Linked DNA regions of Mus musculus: all the other regions are linked to region 1. A link is a contact called in ENCODE Hi-C or POLR2A ChIA-PET data. All regions are on one chromosome and are shown on one strand. The core of a region is the stretch at or near the end of the contact, and the rest is flanking DNA. Distances in the headings are between cores, read along the strand shown. Region 1 holds the start of Tmem209 (transmembrane protein 209). Region 2 holds the start of 1700012C14Rik (RIKEN cDNA 1700012C14 gene). Region 3 overlaps Cpa2 (carboxypeptidase A2, pancreatic).

Region 1 (4,170 bases), core at 715-3,214:
TTCCTCAAGAGCTCAAAGATGGTTCAATCAGGCCATGAGGATGGAGCCTTAATCTTACTGTAGTCTCAAGGAAGATGAAAGGACACCAAGAATTCACCAACCCAGGGGAAAGGCCACCAGAGAGAATAAGATGAAGCCACATAGACAAGCCAACACCACCTGTCTCAGAAGAAACCAGCCCTCCTCACATTCTGGTCTTAGATTCCATCTTCCCAAACCCTGTGTGGGAACAAAGTCTGGTGTTTTGGGGTTTTTTTTAAAGTACTGCCTAACTTTTTCTTTTGAAGGAGGCACTGGTGTTCTGGGATATTTGGTTATGATAACTCTAATAATACATAATGGTAACTATCAACTTCAGTGTGGCAAGTGTTTTTTAAGCCCCGGAAGAAATACACATTAGTTTATGGGTTACATTAAGAGAAAGAGATAGAGCCGGGCGTGGTAGCGCACGCCTTTGATCCCAGCACTCGGGAGGCAGAGGCAGGAGGATTTCTGTGTTCGAGGCCAACCTGGTCTAAAAGTGAGTTCCAGGACAGCCTGGGCTATACAGAGAAACTCTGCCTCGAAAAAAAACAAAAAAAGAGCAAGAGATAGAGAGGGAGGGAGCGGGAGAGAGAGGGAGAGGGAGAGGGAGGGAGAGACAGAAAGACAGAGAGACAGAGAGACAGAGAGAAACCACACCAAGGGCTGGTGAGATGGCTCAGCAAGTAGGAGCACTGACTACTCTTCTGAGGGTCCTAAGTTCAAATCCCAGCAACTGCATGGTGGCTCACAACCACCTATACTGAGATCCGACGTCCTCTCCTGGTGTGTCAGAAGACAGCTACATTGTACTTATGTACAATAATAAATAAATCTTTGGGCCTTTTTAGATAGACTTACATGTGGAGAAATGAGCTGTCATTTTGGATTTGACTGTATACTGACAGAATTGAACCTGTTCTCTTGGAACAATTGTCAAGTTAGTTCATCTCCAAATCTATGTCCAGATCCAAACATTGTACTAAGACAATATAAACATGATTTTAAAAAAAACCTAAAAACCTATTAGCTCTTTAAGAGCATACACTATGCACTACCACAATGAAACTTCATTTTCTTCTGTTTAATCTTGATATTTAGTTACTATCTTGAGACAATGTCATTATGGCTAGCTTTGGAACTCCAGAGGCACTTGCCCCCGCCTCTCGATTGCTGGGATTAAAGGCATGTATGTACCAAGGCCTGGCTGGCACACTTCTCCAGGCACTGGCTACGCTGGCCACTAGTTGGGCCAGTGCTGCCACTCCCAAGAAAGCTCTTCCAGAGTTGGACTTGCTTCCCTGTCCTCACCTGCAGGACACAGGCAAAGCTCTTTAGAACAATAGCCAGGAAGCCAAGCCCCCATCCCTGCCTCGTACTCCACACATGGCGTATTGTCAGAACTTGCACTAGCTACTAAGGAAAACCACTCACCTCCCTGGTGACTCTTTTCTCAGTTCTTTCAAAGAACATTCAGGGCAAAGGTGGGGTTTTGTTTGTTTGTTTGTTTTTAACCCCAAAACCACCACTAACTTCAATAGAACGTTCCAGTTTTTCTTCCTAATGCTGCATCCTCATAAGGTGGATATTTGAGAATTTACATTGGGTCAAACCAATTGAGGGAGAAAACACTTCAAAAGAGGAAAAATGCTTTGTCATTGCTGAGTGTGTCTAACACATCAGGCATGCTTGTATCCTACCAATTAGCCGTAGGGGGCCCTAGATAAAGCTACAATTAGTAATATCCAAACTTCAGCTTGCTACAATCATTACTTTTTACTAAGTGTTCAGAATCTGGTCTGAATTTTGCAGCTCAGCCTTTTCCTGCAGCTAAGTAGGAGGCACAAATCCGAGGGCGTTCCCCTGGCAACGATCGCGGCTCGGGTCCTTCTGCCCCACCCCTCTCCCTCTCGCGAGAAGAGAGGGCCCGGTTCTTCCGGTAACTGTAGCCCGGCTTGCCCGCCGCCGCCGCCTTAGTCTTGCCTCTGCGCATGTGCAGTAGGGAGTGGCGCGAGTCCACGGCTTCCTGCTGAAGAACATGGTGCGTTTGGGGGGGTTGTCTTGTGCTTCCTGGACATGGAGTCCGTGCTGTTCCCTCAGAGTTCCAAACCTAAAGTTGTGCCTGAGGTTCAGCCAGGGGATGATGTAGCTAGGAATCTTGCCACTTGTAGTGCAAGGGAAGAAAGACACATGAAGGATAATTATAAAGCTCGTACTGAGGTAGCCAGGGAGGGAAGCTCTCCGAGGAGAGTTTTGGCGCGGGGCAGGAAGGCGGGAAGGATGCTAATGTGCTCTAGAATATGACTCCCGGGAGCTGCCCTCTCAGTGATTGCAGAGCTGAGCCTAGCGAGACAAAGGAGATGACAGTTTTAGTAACCCAAACTGAACGCACGTGTTCCCGTTCCCGTCTCTCTCTTGACTCTTCACGTGAATAGTACCCGTCCACCCCGTGAGAAAAGCTTTACAATTTCATCACCAAAAGGAGATGCTAAGCCTGTATCACTCCATGGTCAAGGTTAGGGTCTGACACAGTAATGACAAAAGTTGATATCTGGTGTCTCTTCATCTAGATGTAGTAACTCGAAGCAGAGACAAAAGAACTCTTTGCGAACTTAATAACAAACCATTACATTATGTAGCAAAACATTTTAATTTATTGGAACCATTAGCTTCTCTGAAATAACCAGCAAGTTCCCTGCTGATTTTTCTGTGGTACCTAAGAAGATATTTCAGGGTTGTGTATACTAATATTAAAGTTTCATATACTAATATTAAAGGGGAAAGTTGGGGAGAAATTTTAAAGAAGAGAAAAGTTGGGGGGGGGAGCAGTTACTTTACAACAGACATTTTTGATTTCTTAAGAGTAGTTTCTTTTCATTTCAGGCTGTTTTGTTTTTTTGTTTTTTGTTTTGCCTTTGAATAGATGCAAGGAGACGTAAGCCCCAATCCTTCCCTTATTGACAGAACCATCAAGATGAGAAAAGAAACAGAAACTAGGAAAGTGGTTTTAGCTTGGGGACTCCTAAATGTATCCATGGCTGGAATGATATATACTGAAATGTAAGTTAATCAGCCCATAAGTGAAAATTTTAACTATTGTTGGCTGGCACTGTGGCTTTTTATATTTGTTTTGGTTTTAAGTGTTTGGTTGGTTTGTGGTGGGCGTGTTATTTATTTATTTAAATAACTGGAAAGCCTTTCTAATCTTTTCAGGACTGGAAAGTTAATCAGTACATATTATAATGTGACATACTGGCCCCTCTGGTATATCGGTAAGTAATTTCCACTATAATTTAGATTTACTACATATGAAAACTTGCTTGTAAATTTAATTCAGCTTAGTATTCATTCTTTTATTCAGACAAATGAGTTCTTACTCAGTTTCCCAAAGTCATGAGTCTAGTGAAGGAACGAGGTAACCCCTTTTATGGAAAGAACATTCTAGTAGGAGGCTGAGTCAGAAGGATTACTTCAAGTCTGAGGCCAGCCTGGGATAAATTGCAGAACCCTGTCTCAAAAACAAACAACAACAAAAACACACCAAAATAGAAGCCAGGTATGGCAGAATATCTAGTCCCGGTACTTGGGAGGGAGAAGGAATCAGACATGGAGGCCAGCCTGGCACCTGAGACCACCTCTCTAAGGTCAAAGCTATAAACAATACCGAGTTGGGAAGTTAGGAGTCCTACCACGAAAAATAAAGCATGGGAGGGGGGTAAGGTTCACCTTTGCCACACCTGAAAACCCTCTGCTTCAGGATTACATCAGAGTCATCCTTGGGATATAAAGAGCCCTGGAGAGCCTGGAAGTGGTAGCACACACCTTTAATCACAGCGTTCAGGAGGCAGAGGCAGATAGATCTCTGAGTTTAAAGTCAGCCTGGTCTATACAGAGAAAGCCTGTCTTGGGGTGAAGGGGTTTCTATCATCCAGGAATAGAGAGATGACTCAGAGGTTAAGAGCACTATGACTTTTGCACAGTACCAGGTTTGGTTCCTGGTACCCCCAAGGTGACTCAATCAACTCCAGTTCTAGGAGGTCCAATACATGTCATCAAAACACTCATACACATAAAAATAACTTTGAGTTTGTTTCTAGTCTTATTAGAGTGGGTGTGGCAGATGGAAAAGGAAGGGAGTTGGGATCTTTA
Region 2 (4,170 bases), core at 1,192-3,691, 49 kb after region 1:
ACTTACATCTGACACGGCCATTTGTATTCCTTCTGGGGTCCTCTTTGCATGGCTGACTTCAAGCAGGCTAATTAATTATTTTAGAAACCACGATTAAATCGACACAGTGATTAATCTGATAATCCTTTTTATGAAATTACCTCGGAAACGCTAACTTTTCATCTTTTGAAACTCACTGTGTAAATTACTCTGAAGATTACATTGTACCAGCTTTTGGCTCCGTAAATCTTAATGGCAATGTTTTGCCAAAAGCAATAAAAGCTGTCCTGGATTTATCAGGTCAATCAGGGAAGGGGCAGGCAGGCAGGAAATTGAAGGTGACTCAAACTGCAAAGTCGGGAGGGAGGGGTCGTTGACTGAAGAAACTGTTGGAACTTGCCACTGTGGCCACATGCAAGCAAGGAAGTGAGTAGCCTCAGGAAGCAGAGAGGCATGCAGAACGCCAGTCACAGCTGCCGAGGCTCCCTGTCGGAAAGAAGAGATGTGCAGTTCTTAGAGGTCTTAGAAGAGGCCTTCTAGTCGTGCCTCTTCTCCCCACCCCCAGCAGCTCCTCCCAGTGCCCAGAAGGCAGAAGGCAGAGGCAGAGAGAAGATGCTTGGGCTGTTGTCTTCCTCTGCTATGCCCGACGGGCAGGGTCCTGGGCCTCAGGCTGACTTGAATCACTCCAATCCTACTTTAGATGTTATCAACCATGCCTCCTACAGCCTGGCTGCAGTGACCCAGCCTATCTATCTGAGTGCAGCATCCCCTTCTACTGTTCGCTTCTTTCCTACATAGTGGCTACACACTGGATCCCTCTGCGGGCCTCACTGGAAGTGTGTCACATTGCTCTGCAGCTTGTAGGAGGTAGCAGGCACCACAGGCCTCTACAGATTGCAGGACAGGTGGAGGGCCCCCGCCTTCTGAACCCAGGCCCCTAGCTATCCAGCTAGCTGAAAGTGTTTATTGAACACCTACTTTGTTCCAGGCTCTAAGGACTATGGAATGAACAAGATAGAGTCAGCTCCTGTCCTCCTGATGGTGGAACAAACAGGCAGTAAACTCTATGACCATGGGGGAGATGGGAAGGGGACAGAGCCGGTAGAAGGGTCAGGGCAAAGGCCTTGGAGTCTTCCTAGTGGGACCCTAGCTTTGACTCTTCCTCACTGAGATGATATTTGAATAGAGAACCGGAGATGGAGGACAGACCCACAGAAACGCAGGAGGAAGAGCGAGCCACTGGTGCCAAGGCCCCCAACAACACACTTCATCATCCAAGGAGCGGCACCATGGCTGGACTAAAGGGAGCATCGTGGCAAGACACCAAGGTCAGGTAGCTTTGGAATCCCCACGCCATGGAAAGAGCTGAGATGTGGCCTTTCTGGGCATCTTACAAGGAAAACGCGTCCATCTGTTGCCTTGTTCTGGTCTGAAAGGTATCTCCCCCCCCCCCAGCCCCCCCCCCCCCGACAGATCAGGTGCTTCCACTGGCTCCAGGGAAAGGCTCCGGAGCTGGGATTTCCAAATCTTGGAAGCCTCACTGCCAGGAGTCACCGTGTGGCCTGAGGAAACCAAGATACCTCATACAGATTCCACATAGTCCCTGTCTCTACTGCTGCGTCCCTGGGGTCAGAAGAAGACCAACCCATAGCTTCTGTCTTTTTTCTCCTGGCCGGGCTATTCAGATGATAGCTAAAGACAAGGCAAGCTGCCTTATCTTCCCCAAGCCGGGACAGAAGGAGTTTATGAGGACGCTGATAGGAACCCTGAGAGGCTACTGGCCCTCTCAGGGTGCTCCTCAGAAAAGTCTCAGTGTGTGGTAATTATCTGGTTAGTGAGGACTTCAGCTGACCTCTGAAGAGTGACAGGACAGTCCTCCTCCTTCAGGAGATGGTGACCCACACCCATCAACCCATGCTGGGGTTACTCTGTTCTTCTCATGGTGCCACACAGGAGCTGGGCCAGTCTGGAGGAGAAAGGATGCTGGAGCCTTACTCTCAGGGGAGGAGCGCTCTCTTAGCTCACTCTCCAAGAACTGGGTGGGGAGTCTTTCAGACAGAACCTGTCTTTGGCCCTGAGTCTCATCCTGGTGACTGAGCCGGGCTTATCCCCGTGGCTTAGCAGAGCGAGCGGCCATGGAAGCTTTTCTGGACTGGGCTAGCAAGGCGTGAGGGTTTAAGCATGTGCCCGGAGAGCTCTGGCACCTGTTTGATACTTCCCAGGTTGATGGTGGCATTTCTGGTGTGAATCCAGCCCCTGGAGTATCCAGGTCCCGGGCTCCATCTGCCACCTCACTTGAGGGTGCCAGGCCCCTCACCTCTCCTACTCCAGGCCCACATCACCTTCCAGAATAACCCCCATCAGGAACGCGGCTAGGATCTTTCCTCCCTGTTGCTTTTCCAGTGAGGCCTCTTTTCCCCTTCATACAAGCACTTCCGAGAGAGCCAAATCGACCGCCCTCTAGGTTGCCATGGAAACAGAGCTTTCTTTCCTCCCTCCTGTTTACCTTGGTCAGGGGACTGCGACAAAAAGCAGCCTGTCGCAGGAGGAGAAGGGAGGGCGGGGGAGAGCGGAGGGAGAATCAGCTTGCCTTAAACCAGATCATTCCGGTTTGGAGTGGTTCTCTCCCCCGCAGCCCTAGGCCCCTCTTGCCACACTGGGCTGTGGAAGGCAGGGAGGGAGGGAGGATCCTCATCCTGCGAAGCTTTAGTGGAGAAGGTCCTACACCCGTGGTACCCCGTCCTAATTCCAAGTGGACCTGTCTCCCTCAAGGCCAGAGTTTGGCCTCCAGTGCATCCTCTGGAGGTGCTGCCCCAGGGTGACTGCTGTGCTCAGGTTGGCTCCCCACCCCAGGATAAAGAGATGGGAGCTGAAGGCCAGGCCTTGCTCTGTATATGTACTCTTGAGTGCCCTGGCCAAAGTGGCCTCACCCTATTTACCAAAAAGATCATTGTCGTAGCCTCGAACTTAAAATTTCCCAACTAACTGCCTTGGAGCGCGATTATATATCAGTGCCTTCTGAGCACCGCCTCTCCTCGCCCTAACTTTCCAAGTCTCCTGCAGTTTTTCTGGTTTCTTTCGTAGGCTTCCTCCCCTTCCAGAAGCCACCAGGAGGTGGTGGGTGCTGTCCCTGAAAAGCTTTCTAGCTCTTTGTGCTCCTCTGAGCCTTGAGCTAAAGTACTCTATTCTCAGTACCTGATTCCTCTAACCGGTTTGCTGGGTAGAAGCCCTGCCTCCGGGTGCTATCAGCCTGAATACAAGGTTGTGCCCCGGTGGCATCCCAGCCGGTTGCGTACCCACTAGATGCACAGTTAGCGTGGGCACCGGCCGCTGCTAGTCGCGGTGCCCACGACCAGGACCAGCGCTGCTCGCCAGGGGGCGGCAGAGAACCCACCCTGGGCAGCTTCTCCGCGAAGCACGAGGCCATTTTACATTCGAAAAATCCTGACCTGGCTCCGCATCTATGTGGACACTGGGAGCTTTGCCGGGACAAGTGACTGGCGGTGGCACCTGGGGGACTTGGCGCTCGCTTCCAGAGCAGCTTCCCGTCCCAGGCACAGGCTTCATCGTGCTGCACTGCGGCTCCGCGGAGCCCCGCCCACCTGGGGAAGGGTCTGGTCCTTTATCGGTGCAGTGAGAGTTCTTACCAAGGAGACCCTTCCTCTGGCATTGGGAGAGCTGGTAACTCCCTTGGCAAGAACACTTTGGTGGCCCTTGGCTTATCCTCCCGCATCCCAACACAATGTTTTTGTTTGGTTTCTGATTTTGTTTTAAGAAGCCCTGGTTGGCCTGAAACTCAGTGTATATAGACCAGGCTAGCCTCAAACTCACAGGTCCACCTGCCTCCGCCGAAATGCTGGGATGAAAAAACGAGGGTGCACCACCACGCCGGCTCCAGCACAAATTAGCTAAGCAGAAAGTGGACAGAGTGACGCCTGACTGCAGCACGTGGCAGATATGGCTCTGCTACCCTGCAGGGAGAGAAAGTGGGCCTTGCAGTCTTAGAACCTTCTGAGGCCCAGACTCTTGGTAGCTTTAGTGAGATGGTTCATAAAAGATGAACTGATCTGCCCGTCCCTTCTGAGGTGACACACACTGACACTTGATGTATTTCACAGATGCAACCGCTGTGAGGATCCTGGCTTGGTGTTGAGTGCCAAGAATAGTAAGTGGCCAGCGTGTGCCGCTGTC
Region 3 (4,170 bases), core at 1,081-3,580, 38 kb before region 1:
TAAGTAAATATCGACTATCTTTTTCTCTTAGAAATAGCAACCCTCTCTCCCTGGGTGTTTTGTTTTGTTTTGTGTTGTGTAGTGATACTTTTTGCAATGGTGGGAAATGGCACATATGGCTTATTTGGATCTATAAACTAAATTTTTAAAACTTGATATTCAAGAAAAAACCCTTGATATTCATTAATCCTCCAATGGGGTGACTTTCCAAAAGAACTCGGGACCAACATCAGATTGCTTAAATATTCGGGGACTTTGCTAAAGATATGGAGGAAGGGTTAAATTCCATTTGGGGAATTACATTTTGACTGCAATCAATTGCAGGAGAGCTGAAGTTTCTGCTGGATTAAAATTTATTCATTTCCTGTGCTCAGCCATCCTAAGGCATTATTATTCAACTGTTAAATATCCATTTCATAATACCCTAAAGGTAACCGCATTTTAATTGAAGGGAAAAATGTATCAGTCGGCATGCACGTGGTTGCACATGCTTGAATGATCTGATGTGGATTGATTTCCTTTGCTCATGAATTAACATTCTGATTTATAGCATGTCATTTTGGAATTACTTAAGAAATACCAGCCTAGGTCACACCCAGCATCGTGTCCTGGCTCTTGTGCCAAGGACCATGTGGAAGGGAGAAATTGCTACATTCTGAGTTCCGAATCAGATTTGGGCAATATTCAGAACAACCTACACTCCGTCAGCTCGGTTCACTTTAGATCGGTAGGTTAGCGTCTTCTCGCACGTGTTTCCATTTGCCCTCTGAAGCCCTTTCAAGACTTTGTAGTGGAGGCCCCTCCCTCTAAGGGCCAAGCTTCCCTCCTGCTTCTAGGCTGAAACTTGAGATCCCAGACGGTGCCTGCCACCCCTTCCAATTCTTCTGGCTTGCTGTGTTTTTTTTTAACAAGGGGCCTACGGACTCAGTACCATGATCCAACACCAAAGAAAAGAAAGCTTGCCTGAATCTGTTTCCTGCCGCTGTGGCAAGAGGAGGATTTGGCTGAGAGTGTTCGCAATCAGGCCCACCAGGGCAGTGTGTGCTTACTTAGAGAACCTAACTCCCCAAAGACAAAGTATGTGAGGAATTTTAAGCAAAATGACCTTATTTGCTGTCCACAGTGCAGTAGCTTGCGTAACCCACTCTCGAGCGTGGATCCCCGCATCAAGCCAGATGGCTGGCTTGTCTCCTCCGGTGCTGAACTGCAAAACAAACAGAGCGATGGGTTCTCTCCCTACCACAGGGTCTTTCTCTGTCCCCTGTCTTTCTCTGTCCCCTGTCTTTCTCTGTCCCCTGGGATTAAGAGAACAAGAGGAGATGGACAGGTGACACTGGCTTGATTCTTCCATCAGTTTGTTTAGTCCCTTTCTTAAGAAAGAAAGAAAGAAAGAAAGAAAGAAAGAAAGAAAGAAGAGGTTTAAATGCAGATTGAGAAACAAAGCGAAATTTTCTTCCCTTAATGTTTGTAAAAAAAAAAATATTGCAGATAATGTAAGGAAAATTTGCTCACGTTATAAATTAAGGGAGAAACAGGTTTCAGGTAGTACGTCATTCTTATTTTTAAAAGACTAGTTCATGTGGGAGTAAGCTTGCAAGCAAATGTATGGGGGTGGTGAGGAGGGGTAAGGAGGGGGGGGAAGAAAAAGAGAAAATATTTACAGCTATCATCGTATAGTGGTGAATTCGAGTTGCCAAAGCTAGTCCTCGCTCTTTTTGTCTGTTTTTCTGTTTGCCAATGTTTATGCACTGATCTATTATTTCGGTTCTAAGAATCTCATCAGAGCCTCCATCAAAACGGGACCGCAACGCTCCCATGGCGCTCTCCAGCCCTTCAGTTGTCTAATCTAAGTGACTGGGTTATTTGGAACAGTGGCCTTGCCAATTGGATCACTAAATAGGAAGGAAAGATTATTTTTGCACCATCAACTTCTACCTTTGTGCAACAACCGAAGCACGGCAGATAAGGTAAATGAAAAATGCAAATTCTTGCTAAGATTTTCACGTTTCACAGGTTTGGGAAAGTTAGTTGAAAATGTGTTGAGTCTTTTTCCTTCAGAGTGCTCAGATGTCAAAAGTAGGGAACTTTAAAAAAAGAAAAGAAAGAAAGAAAGAAAAAAAATGTCTCAACCACCAAACCACTTGGAAAAATCGAAGGCCAGAAAAAACCAAGGCCGGAGAATTCAGAGTTCCCTGACTCAGAGGTAGGCCGGGCAGAAAAGAGAGGGACAGTAGTGGCAAGCTTGCATCCTAGCCCTGGCCAGTAGTGGCAACCCCTCCCAGGCCAGCTTTGGGGAAACCGCTCTGGAGGAATCCATGTCCCAGTTAGTCAGTTGGTTCCTAGCCACAACGTTTCCAAATTTAGTAGGGTGTTGTGACATTACCTCCCCACACACACCCCCCTTAACAAACTCTTTCTAGGAAGTCTGGGAAAATAACTTTCACTGTTTTTGGTTTGTTTGTTTGTTTGTTTTTTTCCTGAACAAAGTGCAAACGCTTGAAACTATCTCCCCGAATACTGTTAGGGGTGACCAGGTGCAGTGAACCTGAGCCAGTTTTCAGCTGTCACCTGGGGGTTGGGGGGCGGGGAATGCCTTCATTCCGGGGTATTACCTTTGCATTTAGTTGTCTGTCATCCTCTGCACACTGAGAAACTAATTTGGGGGGGGTGGTTTGGTTTTTTTGGGGGGAGGGGAACAGGGTGGTTGTTTTTCTTTGCTTTTTAATGTGGTTCAAACAATTACTAGGTGCTTTTTGTTTGCTTGCTTGCTTGTTTCTTGTTTGTTTTTAAGCTGGCTTTTACAAGGAAAGAGAGAAGAAAAAAAAAATCCGCAAAGAACTCCCACTTTGATTAATATCCCCAGTGCTCGCCCGCCCCTCCCCCCCCCCCCCCCGCCCGCCGCCTCTCCAGCTCGGCTCCAATTGGCGCGCTCGGCCTGGCTCCTCACGAACGCATCTATCAGGACACATTAATTCTCTCCTGCAGACCTGCGTCAGCGTGCAGGAAAAAGAGGGGAAAAAAAAAAAAGAAAAAGAAAAAGGAAGGGGGCGGGTGGTGGTGGAGATGCTCAAAACCAGCAAAGACTGGTTAGGAAGGAAAAAAGAGAAGGAAAAAAAAAAAGAGCGAGAGAAAAAAGGGGTGGGGGGTGGGGGGGAACTTGCTCTGCAAGCGCAGCTGGGAGGAGCGGGATTCTAGAAGCATCATGAGAGGGAAAACAAAAGTCACTGCTCCCTTTATACCTTGAGCACATTCATGGGCCGATTTTCAAAAGATGAACCGATATTCACTTTGCTCACTAGACCAGGGTTCTCAGCCACGAGGTTATCCATTTCTTGGTAAATCTGAAAGGTTCAAATGATAAACAGGCATCTGTAATTGAGTGACTGGGCGAATGCAGCTATTAGGGTCTTGTCGCCCGTGCGTTCCCAGTCTCTCCGCAGCCTGGCTGGGGACGGCAGGAAGCCGTCACGGGGATGATGAGTCACTCTGAAAAAGAGAAGCCATCTTGCCCCAACACAGCCGGTTCTTTCCAGTTCTGTGCAAAGTAAAATGGCACTTGTCTGATTTGCCTGTGACTTTGTCCCCCCTAGACCATGTCCAGCAGGGAAGTCTTTCACCTTAACCAGCAAACCGTAGTGACACTAAAAGAGATGTGGCAGACTTGTGCTACAAAATACAAAATGTGCTAGTGCAGGCCCTGAGACAATGGGGACATCCTCCAGTCACTGGCTACTCCGACCCCAATTTTTAAGGCTCATTGAAATTCTGAGCATTCCCCACATCTCAAGGCTTCCCCACCTTTACAGAGACAGACCTGAAACAGTATCCAGCTGTTGCCAGCGTTTGCTGCCACAAACACCTATTTGTTAGATCGGCAAGTGAGAGAGAGCATGCTTTATATATATGTATTCTTTCACACTCTTCTTCTAGCCAAACTAAGACACTTTTTTCTTAAGTGGGAGAATTTTAGGAAGGTAACAAGACACATATAAATATATATAATATATATATTACCAGGTGGTATTACCCCATGCTTAATCCTGCTGGTATTTCTGGCAGTGAAACAAATCCGTTCAAGTCATATCTGCACCCCACCCCACCCCACCCCAATCATTTTAAATAGCTTTTACCACTAAATAAATTATGGCAAAAAATTAATACATTTTAAAC

The links. Hi-C counts contacts between places; a loop is a spot of excess contacts on that map. ChIA-PET counts read pairs that join two places held with the same protein, here RNA polymerase II (POLR2A).
Region 2: a loop to region 1 is called in a map of left cerebral cortex, with 3 times the contacts of the local background. The contact joins the promoter of 1700012C14Rik here to the promoter of Tmem209 in region 1. A Hi-C loop is called at or near these places in 1 of 37 maps with a recorded cell type or tissue (left cerebral cortex). POLR2A ChIA-PET finds 5 or more read pairs at or near these places in 5 of 5 experiments (Patski and embryonic stem cell).
Region 3: a map of left cerebral cortex shows a loop between it and region 1 (4-fold over the local background). The contact joins the enhancer-like site here to the promoter of Tmem209 in region 1. A Hi-C loop is called at or near these places in 3 of 37 maps with a recorded cell type or tissue (all left cerebral cortex). POLR2A ChIA-PET finds 5 or more read pairs at or near these places in 3 of 5 experiments (Patski and embryonic stem cell).

The regions. Positions count from the first base shown.
Region 1 is chr6:30,507,577-30,511,746 of GRCm38, reverse strand. Tmem209 (transmembrane protein 209) reads left to right here and starts at 1,964. Exons shown (of 15, transcript NM_178625.4): 1 at 1,964-2,062; 2 at 2,945-3,081; 3 at 3,235-3,293. The coding sequence starts at 2,060. It also overlaps a transcript of Ssmem1 not described here.
Region 2 is chr6:30,459,256-30,463,425 of GRCm38, reverse strand. 1700012C14Rik (RIKEN cDNA 1700012C14 gene) reads right to left here and starts at 2,441. Exons shown (of 2, transcript NR_131049.1): 1 at 2,297-2,441; 2 at 113-465.
Region 3 is chr6:30,546,276-30,550,445 of GRCm38, reverse strand. Cpa2 (carboxypeptidase A2, pancreatic) reads right to left here. Exons shown (of 11, transcript NM_001024698.3): 5 at 3,240-3,341; 6 at 1,106-1,204. Among named protein-coding and RNA genes, the nearest start is that of Cpa2, 6.7 kb to the right of the region's middle. Within about 2 kb of position 2,330, at least 1 of the 3 ENCODE cell types and tissues checked has a DNase peak (open chromatin) inside an H3K27ac peak, as active enhancers do.